Linked DNA regions of Homo sapiens: region 1 is linked to region 2. A link is an interaction called in ENCODE POLR2A ChIA-PET data of the cell type or tissue named here. Cell type or tissue: OCI-LY7. All regions are shown on one strand. Links, peaks and the distances in the headings refer to the core of each region. The heading gives the core; the rest is flanking DNA. Region 1 overlaps CLEC1A (C-type lectin domain family 1 member A). Region 2 has its middle 8.1 kb from the start of GABARAPL1.

Region 1 (2,920 bases), core at 144-2,643, 110 kb before region 2:
TGTTTATTCATTCATTTGATTTATATTTTTTCAAAAATAGATTATAAAGAAACATGATAATCAATTTCAGAAAGATGAATCTAAACTATTTTTGCAACAGTTAAATAATTTTTAAAACTGTGGCAAACATGGTTTCCTCGCCCTCCATTCCCATAAGTTTGACTAGTAATTGCAGAGGTTTTACTGTAAGTCATGAGTAGACCCCTCACCTAGTGAGGTCACCTATCTGAATCTGAATGACCTAACATATCTGAAGGGAAGAGTCTCAGTCAGGTGCAGGTAGCATCTAGCACTGTGATAAAAATGAAACAAAGAGAGAGTGAAACCCTCAAACAAACTGTGATCTCTTTGTAGCCCGTTAGTTCTACTTCACTGAGAATTCAAGTCACGTTCTGAAACAGAAAGATTAAAGAGATCGGAGGGGCTTTTTGAAAGGAAAATTCTTTTCCTTCTAGCAAGGTCCTATACATAATACATTCTAGGTACAGAGATTTTCCAGGCTGGAGTGCAGTGGCGAGATCTCAGCTCACTGCAACCTCCGCCTCCAAGGTTCAAGCAATCCTCCCACCTCAGCTCCTGAGGAGCCGGAACTACAGGCACGTGCCACCACGCCTGGCTAATTTTTTTTTCCTATATTTTTGTTGGAGATGAGGTTTCACCATGTTGCCCAGGCTGCAGGCTGTTCTCTAACTCCTGAGCTCAAGTGATCCTCTAACCCCGCCTCCCAAAGTGCTGGGATTACAGGCATGAGCCACCGCGCCCGGCCAATTCTAGGTAGAGATTTATATGAAACGTTATTTCCAAATGGGGAATGATAACTAGTAAAGAATATAGAAATAGACAGTATAATTACTATCCTCTGGAACTTACAATCTAGTAGGCAAAATAAGTTAAAGTCTCGGAGAAGACATACTGATACATTTTTAAATGTGAATCTTATTTCTTAGCAATCATCTCCTTCATAAGTAGCTTTCATTACATTTAGAATAAAATACAAATCACTTTTCACAGATTGCTCCTTTTTTTAAAAAAAATGGCAATTTTATTATGCTACTTCCCTACTTAAAAACTTCAAAAGCTTTATTGCACTTAAAATTAAATCCTGCATTAGTCTTATTGAGACCTTCCTTAGCTCTTTCATGCCTTTCTGAACTATTTTCCCCTCACTCACATGTACTCCTCACAACGGTCTCCCGTTTAGTCCTTGATCTGATCAAGCTTGACCCTAAGCACCTTGTATCAGCCCTACTTCTGCCTCTGCATTAATTTCAGTTTCAATGGCACATCCTTGGAAGAGGTCCGTAAGTCCATCTCTAGCAGATCACTCACCCTGTACTAGGTAATCTTTTCATGACTTTTGTTTCTTTTTGTCTGTCTCCTTTCTCTCCATTTAACATTCCATTACAACAATGATCTTGTCTATCTTGTCCACCAGTCCATTTCCACTACTGAAAGTAGTGCCTGGGACATAAGGGCTGAGTAAATCTTTGACAGCTTAAATAATCAAAAAATGAAATAATAAAAAATTAATATGACTTAAACTATTTAAGTTTTAAAGAGATAAGTGGGTTCTCCAAAGTTAAGTTTACAGGTTTTTGTTTTTGTTTTTTTTGTAGGCTATTGATTTTCAGCAACATCTATGTCAGCAGAAAACAGACTCAGCTAAATACATCTCCCAGCCATGTTGGTTTCTATACATTGACTTTTGTGAGATTATATCATGAACAAATCTAAGGGAGATTTGCTTCCTCCTGTTTCCTTCAGTTAACTGAGCTATGTGATTTAGTCTTAGTTTTTCTGGAAAAAGATGGTTTTCTCGTGGTATTGACTGTAAAAGTATTTCAGATCAGCAGAACATAAAAAAAAAAAAAGATTAGAGGCAGAATATATAGTTTGGGTTAATCATCCTCTCCAAAACCCTATATTTGTAAACTTCCATACAGTCCAAGAAAGTTAATCATATGGATGTTTCTAGATTCCATAGTTAAAAGTGCTTATGTGAGCCCACCACCATGGTGATTTTATTTTTCCACATACCTCTTATTACCATTAAATATATTGTATATCTTTGTTATTTCATTTAGCTTATATGTGTCTTACTCCAGGAAAAATTAAGCTCCTTCTTGGAAAATATTTATTTATCCATTATTGCAACCCAATTCCTAGGGCAGTAGTTGAAATAAGCTCAATTAAATTTAAATAAATGAATGAATAGGTCCATTATATACAAATACCTGTGTTATATGCCTGCCTACCCTTACTCAAACACAGTTACATTAATATGCATCTCAAAGTCATAATAATTTTTTAAATCCTGTGACCTCTTATAATTAATATTTGTCTGGCTGAAATTAAAAATAAGAAGTAAAGGAGAAGAACTATGACAGTCAACCAACTTATTTATCTCTTTATAAATCTGTTTTCCGCCAGGCACGGTGGCTTAGGCCTGTAATCTCATCACTTTGGAATCCTCCCAACTGAAGCAGGAGGATTGCTTTGGGCCAGGAGTTCGAGACCAGCCTGAGCAACATAGTGAGATCCCATCTCTACAAAAGATAGCAACATAGTGAGACCCCCATCTCTATAAAAAATTTTTAAAATTCATCAGCCATGGTGGCACACACCTGTAGTCGCAGCTACTCAGAAGGCTGAGGTGGGAGGATTGCTTGAGCCAGGGAGGTCAAGGCTGCAGTGAGTCGTGATCGTGCCACTCTACTCCAGCCTGGGTGACAGAGCAAGATCTTCTCTCAAAAGTAGTAATGAAATGAAATGAAATAAAATAAGATAAAATAAAATAAATCTGCTTTCTCTCGCATAATATTGAGGACATAGGAGTTGTTGTTTTCTGCCCAAAGGACCAAAAAGAGTGAATTTAAATTCCTACTGTGAAGTGAGGGCCTGGACTTTAGAAATCAGAACA
Region 2 (2,920 bases), core at 186-2,685:
TTTCTCTAAATGTTCTTTGGCTGCAGCTGTTTTTGTTTCATAGAAGCAATCTTTCCTTTTCTTTTTCTGAGGATGTTAATGACAATTTTTTGGTGTTTCTATCTCCCTGAGTAATCTTTTATTTTCTTCAAATTGTTTTTCTCTTACTGAGTCATATTGGATCTTTTCTTCAAATCCCTAGTGATTTTTGACTACTTGCTGTCTTCTTATATTTAAAAGTGAGTGCTACAAAAGCTCATTTGAAATTCTGCATGCACAGCCCGGTGCGGTAGCTCACACCTGTAATCCCAGCACTTTGGGAGGCTGAGGCAGGCAGATCACTTGAGGTCAGGAGTTGGAGACCAGCCTGGCCAACATGGTGAAACCCTGTCTCCACGAAAAATACAAAAATTAGCTGGGGGTGGTGGTGAGTTCCTGTAATCCCAGCTACTCGGGAGGCTGGAGCACAAGAATCGCTTGAACCCGGGAGACAGAGGTTGCAGTGAGCCGAGATCACGCCACTGCACTCCAGCCTGGGCGACAGAGCAATAATACTCTGTCTCAAAAAAAAAAAAAAAAAAAAAAAAGAAAGAAAAGAAAGAAAGAAATTCTACATGCATGCAACAACCTTGTAGAATTCTACATGCATCCAACCATGGTCTTCTACTGGGCAGGTTGTCGGCTGGGCTGAGTAACTGGAACAGACTAGAAGGAAGAAGGTTGGGGATTTAGGAGTTAGTATGGAAGTTCTCACTTAATATTTCTGTTTTCAGTATGCTTCTTCTACAGAGCCCTTTTCCTCTAGCTTTCCCAATTCATAGACTCTTTGTTTATTCTCTATAAAGAATAAATCTCAATACTATACGGGGATGGGAGAGAGGAAATTACATGGCCATATAGGGGTAAGGAGATAACTTGGTAGTAAAAATGCCTGTACCTTTCTAAATCATCTAATGAATAGGCTACTTTAGACTTTCTTTACTGCCCACTTCAGATTTCATTCCTTAAGACTACTTTGTAAGTTATTTCTCATTTGTTAGCCTTCTTTCTAGAGTTTAAAACTGATTCCTCTTTCCACCTTTTCTCTCATGTAGTGAGGTTGGTTGTTTGTTTTGAGATGGAGTCTCACTCTGTCACCCAGGTTGGAGGGCAGTGGCGTGATCTCAGCTCACTGCAACCTCTGCCTCTTGGGTTCAAGCGATTCTCCTGCCTCAGCCTCCTGAGTAGCTGGGACTACAAGCACACGCCACCATGCCTGGGTAATTTTTGTATTTTTAGTAGAGATGGGGTTTCACTATGTTGGCCAGGCTGGTCTTGAACTTCTGACCTCAGGTGATCTGCCAGCCTTGGCCTCTCAGAGTGCTAGGATTACAGACATGAGCCACTGCACCTGGCCTGATTTTGTGAGTTTTTTACTTCCTTTTTTCTTTTACAGTCTATCTATTTCCTAGAGCTGCTGTAACATAGTACCACAAAGTAGATGTTTCAAACAACAGAAATGTATTGTCTCACTGTTCCAGAGGCTGAAAGGCTGATATTAAAGTGTCAGCAGCGTGAGGTTCTTCTGAGGACTGGGAGGAAGAATCTGTTCCATGCCTGTCTCCCAGCTTCTGAGATCCTCAGGTGTTCTTTGTGTTGTGGATGACATTCTTCCTGTGTCTTCACATCCTCTTTCCTTTATTCAGGACTGTTTTTGTGTCCAAATTTCCCCGCTTTGATAAGAACACCAGTCCTATTGTCTATCATCCACTCTAATGACCTAATTTTAATTTAACCATCTGCAAAGACCTTGTTTCCAAACGAGGACAAATTCACTAATAATGGGAGTTAAAACTTCCACATCTTTTTGGGCGACACAATTCAACCCATCACGCAGTTGTTTTAGTGCCACCTCAGGAGACAGCAAAGCCAAAAATACCTTTTCATTCCACCGTCTCAAATCGGAAGTCTATCCTTTGCTCCTTTGATGATGCTATATTGCATATTTTGAGTCTTTGTGTCATGAGCTATCCAAAGCCCTGAGGAGATAAAAACAATATACGCTGTTTTTGCACTCTTTCATAAGGTAGTCAGTTAGGGAGGACACAAAAGGAGACAGAGGAGACACTCAGGAAAACAACATTTTCTGACAAGTAATTGTGTTTACTTGTGAGTAAGTTTACTCACAAGTTGCAGAGATAGCAGTCACAGCATGTCATACAGGCCACACATTGGAAAGACACCAGGGAGGTCAGGGGAAAGAAGACAGGAGCGAGGGTAAGGTTTAGGTCAAAGCTTTCATTGGGGTTGCCATAGGAAAAACAGGAAAGGGAAGGGTAAAGAATTTAGTTTGAAATATTTCTATGGGCTCTAAACCACAAAGGTTGTCCCTGGTTGCCTGGTAACTGGTCCTCCTATGATTAAGGCAGAGAAATGTTGCCCCCTGGAATATACAGGTTGGATATAGGAGGTATGGCTCTAGATTGGTGAGTTTGCATATGAAAGGCAGGTTCTCAGCTGAGCCCTTGCTATCTCTAAGAACTGGTTAGGTCTGGTAAAGACAGTCTCTCCCCAGCCAGAATTTTTTTTTTAATGTAAAAACACCATAATATACAGAAAATAAGAAAATAAACTATCTCTCACTACTGGAACGGGCTATCTGAAACTAGGGACCTGAATGCCCTTAGAACTCCCCCAAACTCTGTATATATTTCTATGTCTCTCTATCCCTATCATATAACTTGCCTCTCTGAGTGTTATCTTTATCTCATTTATCTGGTGACTGCTTGAGACCAAAACGATAGCAGCCCCTGATCTCATAGCATCCACTATGGTCTGAACGTGTGTTTCCTCGCCAAATTTGTACACTGAAATCCTAACCCATAAGATGATGTTATTAGGAGGTGAGGCCTTTGGTAGGTGATTAAGTCATGAGAATGGAACCCTCATAAATGGATTAGTG

What was found. ChIA-PET counts read pairs that join two places held together with the same protein. Peaks named below come from ENCODE experiments on the same cell type or tissue, not always from the same donor. Only the 100,000 strongest peaks of a DNase experiment are listed, where the experiment ranks them.
Region 1: POLR2A ChIA-PET joins it to region 2 with 6 read pairs; 5 of 35 experiments call an interaction of 5 or more read pairs at or near these places.

What each region holds. Positions count from the first base shown.
Region 1 is chr12:10,089,798-10,092,717 of GRCh38, forward strand. All of the region lies in intron 1 of CLEC1A (C-type lectin domain family 1 member A), which reads right to left. Among named protein-coding and RNA genes, the nearest start is that of CLEC1A, 7.7 kb to the right of the region's middle. In OCI-LY7, for the core only: no CTCF peak of the experiment used is centred there; no DNase peak of the experiment used is centred there.
Region 2 is chr12:10,203,308-10,206,227 of GRCh38, forward strand. No RefSeq gene overlaps it. Among named protein-coding and RNA genes, the nearest start is that of GABARAPL1, 8.1 kb to the right of the region's middle. In OCI-LY7, for the core only: no CTCF peak of the experiment used is centred there; a DNase peak (open chromatin) is centred at 1,384; H3K27ac peaks cover 1,511 bases.